Regions from separate parts of the Homo sapiens genome. Here region 2 is linked to region 1. A link is a contact called in ENCODE Hi-C or POLR2A ChIA-PET data. All regions are on one chromosome and are shown on one strand. The core of a region is the stretch at or near the end of the contact, and the rest is flanking DNA. Distances in the headings are between cores, read along the strand shown.

Evidence for each region. A loop is a pair of places that touch in the nucleus more often than their neighbours do. ChIA-PET counts read pairs that join two places held with the same protein, here RNA polymerase II (POLR2A). Pooled maps may share reads with other maps.
Region 2: a loop to region 1 is called in a map with no recorded cell type, with 8 times the contacts of the local background. The contact joins two enhancer-like sites. A Hi-C loop is called at or near these places in 4 of 37 single-sample maps with no recorded cell type and 4 of 50 pooled maps. POLR2A ChIA-PET finds 5 or more read pairs at or near these places in 1 of 52 experiments (A673).

What each region holds. Positions count from the first base shown.
Region 1 is chr15:52,288,055-52,291,477 of GRCh38, forward strand. All of the region lies in intron 1 of MYO5C (myosin VC), which reads right to left. Among named protein-coding and RNA genes, the nearest start is that of MYO5C, 6.0 kb to the right of the region's middle. Within about 2 kb of position 1,702, at least 16 of the 41 ENCODE cell types and tissues checked have a DNase peak (open chromatin) inside an H3K27ac peak, as active enhancers do.
Region 2 is chr15:52,464,522-52,467,944 of GRCh38, forward strand. The region is part of intron 1 of MYO5A (myosin VA); the gene reads right to left. Among named protein-coding and RNA genes, the nearest start is that of MYO5A, 63 kb to the right of the region's middle. RefSeq lists enhancers at 1,242-1,997, 1,642-1,931. Within about 2 kb of position 1,775, at least 10 of the 41 ENCODE cell types and tissues checked have a DNase peak (open chromatin) inside an H3K27ac peak, as active enhancers do.

The DNA of each region.
Region 1 (3,423 bases), core at 452-2,951:
GCTGAGAGCCCTGGGGGCCTTCCAAGGAAGCCTGGGCTCTGAGAAGTAATGTGAAAGTCACTAGGCCAATCAATCCTTTTGTTTAACAGAGCCCCTAACTGAAGCCCAGAGAGAAATAACTCACCAAACAGCAGACAGAGTCTCAAAGGACCAGGACTCCAGCAGAGCTAGGGCCTGTGACTCCTAGTTTGAACTCCGTATTAGTTAAGCGAATCTGGCCCTGAAAGTAATCCTGAACTCTGAACTGCAACCATCTACTTGAGAGTCCATGTGCTCTCCTAACTATAATTTAGGATTGGTTTCAGCTAAAAGTGGTATTAAATGGCAGGCAGTATTAGGACATACGTAACCACTGACGGCTTCTCTTCTGAAGACCAGTGACTCCTCAGCCCAGTACCCCAGGCCGCCCACACCCTGCGATCCTGGTGCTTCTGCTGGCATTGAGTGCCCTGCAGCTGAAACCCAGCCTGGTAAGTAAACAACGGTGAGTTTACTCAGCTCCGGGTAAGTTCCACCCATTCATTCCTGTCCCCTCCTCCCTCACATTCCTCTACCCACAAAGCAATGCTTCAAACTGGAGGAAGAGTTAACTTTACAGCATTCATCCAAACAGATGCAGTCCGCAGTTCATGCAAACAATGTAACCAGCTGTCAACTGACCTCCAGAATATGGGGCCTTCCCATGAGGCAGGAGTCTGTGGACTGGGATGGAACAGCTCGCCAAGCCCTTCAGCGGAGCCAGGAAAGAGAGGGCCACCTCCCAACTTCCCTGAGTGCCCTCCCCATGCCAAGGCGCCAAGCTGAGGCAGAGGCTCGGGACCACTGAACCTTATGAGCTCAAGACCATGCCAGCCACCCCCCCAAGGCACACAGGTGAGATGAGAACAGCATCTTCTCACGCCGCCTGCTTTTCTGAGGGATCTTCTGGCATGAGCCACAGAAATGACTTGAAGACTTATATGGAAGATGGGACAAGATGGGACGACATGTGTTTCCCTCCTAGAACCGCTTTCTGGACTGGGAGTGTCCACACTCCAGGTCAGCCAGGCCAGATTGTCACACCATGCCCCTCTCTTCCTCCTCCTCTTCATTCGCTCCTCATGGGCCCCTCCCCTGGCTCCCCTGCCCCTCCCACTGCCCCCCATGTCCGTGTCTCCCAAGGTCCTTCCCAGCCTCTTCTCATGATAGGCTGTTTCTGGAGAGTTCCACCCAATTCCACAGCTTCTGCAACTGCCTGGCACCTGTGCATCTGAGACCTCCCACCCAGATCGTGCACTGGAGCTCTACACCACATTTCCAATTGCCTCCAAGATGTCAGCCCCTAAATGTCCTCATAGACTCATAAATTCCAAACTCCAGTGATGCCGACGCTCCTCCTTCCTAGCTCTCTTGCCCCTCATGTCAGAAGCCTGGGACAGTGCTGGGCACCCCTCTGTGTCTCCACCCCAACAGCCCAACAGTCACCAGGTGCTAGAAAAGACTGCCTTTTAAAAGCCCTCTCCTGTCCGCCCCTGCCTACCAGCCCCCTTGCCATGGCCATAAGTCAGCCCCCAACCCTACCCCCACCAATCCTCTCTTGACTGGTGCAGCAGCCCCCGGAGGCTTCCTCAGCCAGGCTGAGCACGAGGTTTCTTTGGGCAGACAGACTCTCTCATCCGTACTTGATTGGAATTCCTGTGGGTGGGGCCCGGCAAGAGAAAAGCTTTGAAAATCAACCCCCACATGGGTTTTGAGGAAGAGCCAGGCCTGGGCAACCAGCATTCTGGCCAATTTCCTGCTCAGGCCTCACCCTCTTTTCAATCCACCCTCTGCCTGTGGCCACCCAAAACCACTAGCACTTTCTGGAACATGGCAGGCCTTCTTTGGCTTTCTGCTGTGTACTTCTGTTCCTTCCACCCTAGCCCCACCCATCCTCTCCCCATCCAAGAGCAAACAGCTCTGAACAGTCTGGAGTAGCTGGAGACACTCCTCATCTTGGCACTCTCCTTGCCACTTGCCATCTAGCAGAGCTGGATGCTTCCCTTGAGCGCTCTCTGCTCCTCCCCCAGGTATCTAGGCTGCCTCCCATCTCCCCCACTGGCATTTGAACTTTAAGAGCCTGGTCTTTGTGCTTGGAATCCAATGCAAAGGCTTCCCATAACTAGCACTCCATAAACAACTTTTGAACAAAAATTCAAATTCCCAGTGGTTCAGTTGCACCAATTAAAGACTAAGTATTTCAGTCTTTTCATCCCTTTTTTTCTCTTTGAACTACCCATACATAATACAATGGATACATTTAATTTTCCAGAGTTGTTAATGGTATATAGAAGTCTAAAAACTATTTAGAATTAGCCAAATTAAAAAAAAAATCGTTACGCTGAACTTTGACCTCATTTTAGACAGGGGCCCTGGACTGCTAGTCAAGACACTTCTTTTGACCTTGCACATCTGAGTTTCAGCAGAACTTTGAAGATATTTGTGAGTTCCTCTTGCACAAGTGAAAGAAACAGATGGTGGAATGACTGTAGTGAACCTGTCACTACACAGTCATAACCTGAGTTCTAATTAATGAGCAAGAGCAACCTTTAGGAAAAAAAAAAAAAAAAGGTCTCCAGAGGCATGCCACAGAGCTCTACCGCCTCCCCTTTCATTCAACACTTTCACCAGTATCGTAGATGAAAAAACAAAACACATGTATCAAACAAGCAGATGAAATGATTGATTAGCTAAAGATGATCAAGATTCAAAAGGTTTTTACAAGCTACAGAAACGCTGGGCACTAAACAAAACAGAAAATTTTATAGGGATAAATGTAAAGTCTGTATTTAGGTAAAAAAAATCAACTGTATTATAATAGCATCAGTATTTGAGTAATCTTTATTAAGCATTATGTGTCAGGTGCTGTGCTAAGGATTTTACACGCCATTAATCCTCATAGTGACCTCCTCAGCTGGTAAGCATGATTCAGTCCATTATACTGGTGTGGAAACTCAGGTTAAGTAACTTGCCTGGTGTCACCCAGTTAGTAAGGGGCAGGACCAGGACTTGATTTGACCCACCAGGGGCAGAGCATGTACCAGCTCTGCTTAAAGCACTAACATAATGCCAGGATACACTGAGGGATGCTCACAAGAAGTTGCACCGTACTCATGGCTGAGCAGATCAAGGCTAGAGAATAGTGCCACTAAAATGGGCATCAAGGTGTGAAAATTCACCCAGAGGAAGGTGGCCTGGATGCTGAGGGTCTGGAATGATGCTGTCAGAGAAATGGTTGGTGGCACTGTCACTCTCCTCAAGCCGTCTGTCCTACCCACCCTTCCTGCTCAGCAGCTGTCAAGCTCTCTGGGCTTTCTTCCTTCTCTGTCAGTATCTCTGTGCCTTCAACTCCTGCCACTGTGGCCTCAGGCCCTCACTCCTTTCTGAGGTTAACCCATGCCTGGT
Region 2 (3,423 bases), core at 525-3,024, 180 kb after region 1:
GGATTCTTTGTGTCCCTAACTAGCCAGAAAGCCTGTGAGGGCAGGGACAACGAACACCGAAACCTAGAACAATGTTTGGTAACTAGCAGGTACTCAATAAATATGTGTGAAATGAAAGTGCTTAGCATAGTGTTTAGCTGACTGAAAAAATAGGTTAGGAGCAGGATGTGAAAGACCTCATGTGCCATGGTAGGCAGTTTGGCCTATATACTGCATGAGACAGGGATTCATCACAGGCTTTTAAGCAGAGTAATGAATGACCAGATGTTTCCAACACCCTAGTTCTAATCAGCAGTCTTTTAATCATAAACAAAAGCACATCTTGTACAACTCCTGCTTATGATTAGTCGTTTTCCTAGTTATGTATATATGACTGTCACTCACATTTAGCCTGTAGACAGGATTTATCTAATATACACATAATTGCTTCCAAAATGTCATCCATATTAGGCAAATAGAGACTGTATTGGCCACACTGGGAGTCAGCTTTACCTAAGGGCAGGGGCAAGGAGGGACATTTCACTGGTATTACCTCATTAATGATGAGCACTAGAAGGGAGATTCTTGACCTGGAAACAGCAGCCTTGGTAGTAAGGTCAGGGCAAGATTATTACGGAATTCTATAATGAGCTGGCTTTGAGAGGGCAAATGAGTAGGCCATCTTGCTGCTGGCTGAGACACCTTAAGCAAAAAAGCCCTGTTGGCCTGCATCTTTAAGTGGAAGTGTTAAACTTTGGGCTGCATGATGCTTTCTTATTAACTCCTCCCATGATCCCCTATCCTTGCCCCTTTTATTAAGTGTCCTTTTAGCTTAATTTTAGCCGAGAAAAGCAGCTATGAAAGTTGATCTAGGTTTTATAATTTTGAAAGAATGGTTGGTATAAAATATTTTTCAGAAAAATAAAAAACTTCTGGGTGCCAAAATACATCATAAACAAACCCAAAATACAGGGTGACCAAAAATATATTTGTAAAAAAGCAAAGTCCCTTAATGTATAAAGAACTTTTGCCTGTAGTCCCAGCTACTTGGGAGGCTAGGGCAGGAGGATTGCTTGAATTCAGGAATTCGAAAGTATAGTGCGCTATGATCATGCCACTGCACTCCAGCCTGAGCAACAGAGCAAGACCCTGTCTCTAGAAAATAAATAGAATAAATTTAAAAAGACTTTTAAAAAGAACTCTTACAAATCATTAAGAAAAAGATACATCTTGAGATTTTTTTCGCCCAAGATGGCTGACTAGAGGCTTTTCTAGCACACTTCATAAACTCAGAAGAACCAAAATAGTGTGTAGACAATCATACTTTGAACATATTATCCATGATAATATGTTTGACATGAAAAGCAATGAGTCCAACAGAAAAGCAAAAAGAAACTCCAAAATCTGAGAAGAAGGAAGGTAGGTAGCCCGTATGGCCAGGACCGGCCAAAAACCAGGAGTGAATCCCCAATATGGAAAAGGGTACATATCTCTCTGTGGTCCACTTTCCCACTAGGGAATCGAGCAATCCAGACCACAGGAAAGTACCTTGCCCCTTCTAAGCCCTAGATCTAACATGCGGAGCAGCCAGGAGACTGTGAGAAGGAACTGCTTGAGGAAGTATCCCAGGCATTCCTTCAGACTGGACACCTACAGCAGGACCCTATTCTCTTTCCTAGCTCTTACTTAGCAAGCTGCACCTCACACGCCTGGGAGCTAGCCACAGCAGCAGCAGTCTTTGGCAGTAGAGAGACTCAGGCTGGGGCTTGGGGAACTGAAACCTGTGGGAGGGGCTCCCACAGCCAGAACTGAGAAATGAGTGTGGTATGGGCTCCAGCTGCTGGTGCTGAAACTGGGCTCCCCCCAACCCCACCCATGGACCAGAGGAGGAGAAGTGCCAGAGAGGTGTAGTATTGAGCTGCACAGTGACTCCTATAGCCCAAGACTGCACTGCAGACGAGAAGCAAACTGTAGTGACTAAGTGAACAGCCAGACTGGCTAACATAGTTGAGATGGGGGCATGAACCTTGCCAAGACTGGGGTGTAAGAGGGAAGCAGGTCCCATGTCTGCCAGCCAAGGCTGTGAAGCTAGAACCACCCTCCCTTCCCAGGCTGAGACATCAGCATAACAGTGGTCAGCCCTAACCCAGGTATTTTACCAGAGGCCTAAATCAGGGTAGGTAGCCACTCCCATCAGGGTAGGTGGTCTGAGTGCAGGCCTAGCTAACTTAGCTCCATTCCAGCTTTGCCCCCCACTCCAAGATAGGGTGCAGGATCCAGGCCCCTGGGGGTTCCATGGCCCAATCCACCTTCTGGGACAGCCTGAAGAGCCCACTGCAACAATTAACACAAGAGCACAGCACTTGAGAAAGAGAAGAGCTTCTCACAACTACTGCCCCTATCACCCATGACATCACAGCTGCACAGGAGGTTGTGTGTCTGCTCACTGCCTGGTACGCCACTACAACCAGCATTCAAGAAAGCTACCGCATTAAGGCTATGTATATCCAAGGAAATCATACAAAGTCTTTGTCACTTCATGCAGACAAATGGCCCTACCCAATCAGCATCATAGTCACATCTTCAGATACACAGAAATCAACATATAGGAAGTATGAAAAAGCAAGGTATTATGGCGCCCTCAAAGGAACAAAATAATTATTTGGCAATAGATCCTAAGCAGAACAAAAATCCTTGAAATGTCGATAAATAATTCAAAGTATTGATTTTAAAGAAGCTCAATGAGATGCAAGAGAAATCTGCAAACTAATATAAAGAAAATCAGAAAATCAATTTAGGATGCACATGAGGAATTTACAGGAGACAGATTTCAAAAACAAACAGAAATTCTGGGTCTGAAAAATTATTGAAGGAATTACAAAATACATTTGAAATGCTTCAAAAATAGACTAGACTAAGCAGAAAAAAAGAATCTCAAAACTTGAAGACAAGTCTTTTGAAATAACATAATCAGACAAAAGTGAGGAAAAAAGAATGAATAAAGACATCAAGATATTAGGGTCTACATAAGGCAACCAAGCTTACGAATTATTGGTATTCTCAAGGAGGAAGAAAATGCAAAAAGTTCTGAAAACCTATTTAAGGAAATAATTGATGAAAATTTCCCAAGTCAAGAAAGAGATTTAGACATCCAGCTACAGGAGGCCCAGCAATCCCCAGGAAAATAAACTGCAAAAAAAACTTCACCACAGCATATTATCATCAGACTGTCTAAAGTCAAAGTGAAGGAAAAAAATTTTAAATCGGCAAGAGAAAAGCACACTTAGTTGCCTATAAAGGAAACCCCATCAGACTAATGGCACACTTCTCAGCAGAACTCTCACAGGCCAGAAGAGAATGGGATGGCATTTTCAAAGTGATGAAAGAAAAAAGAAAAACCTAGCAGCCAATAATTTTATGTCCAGCAAGATTAAGCTTCATAAA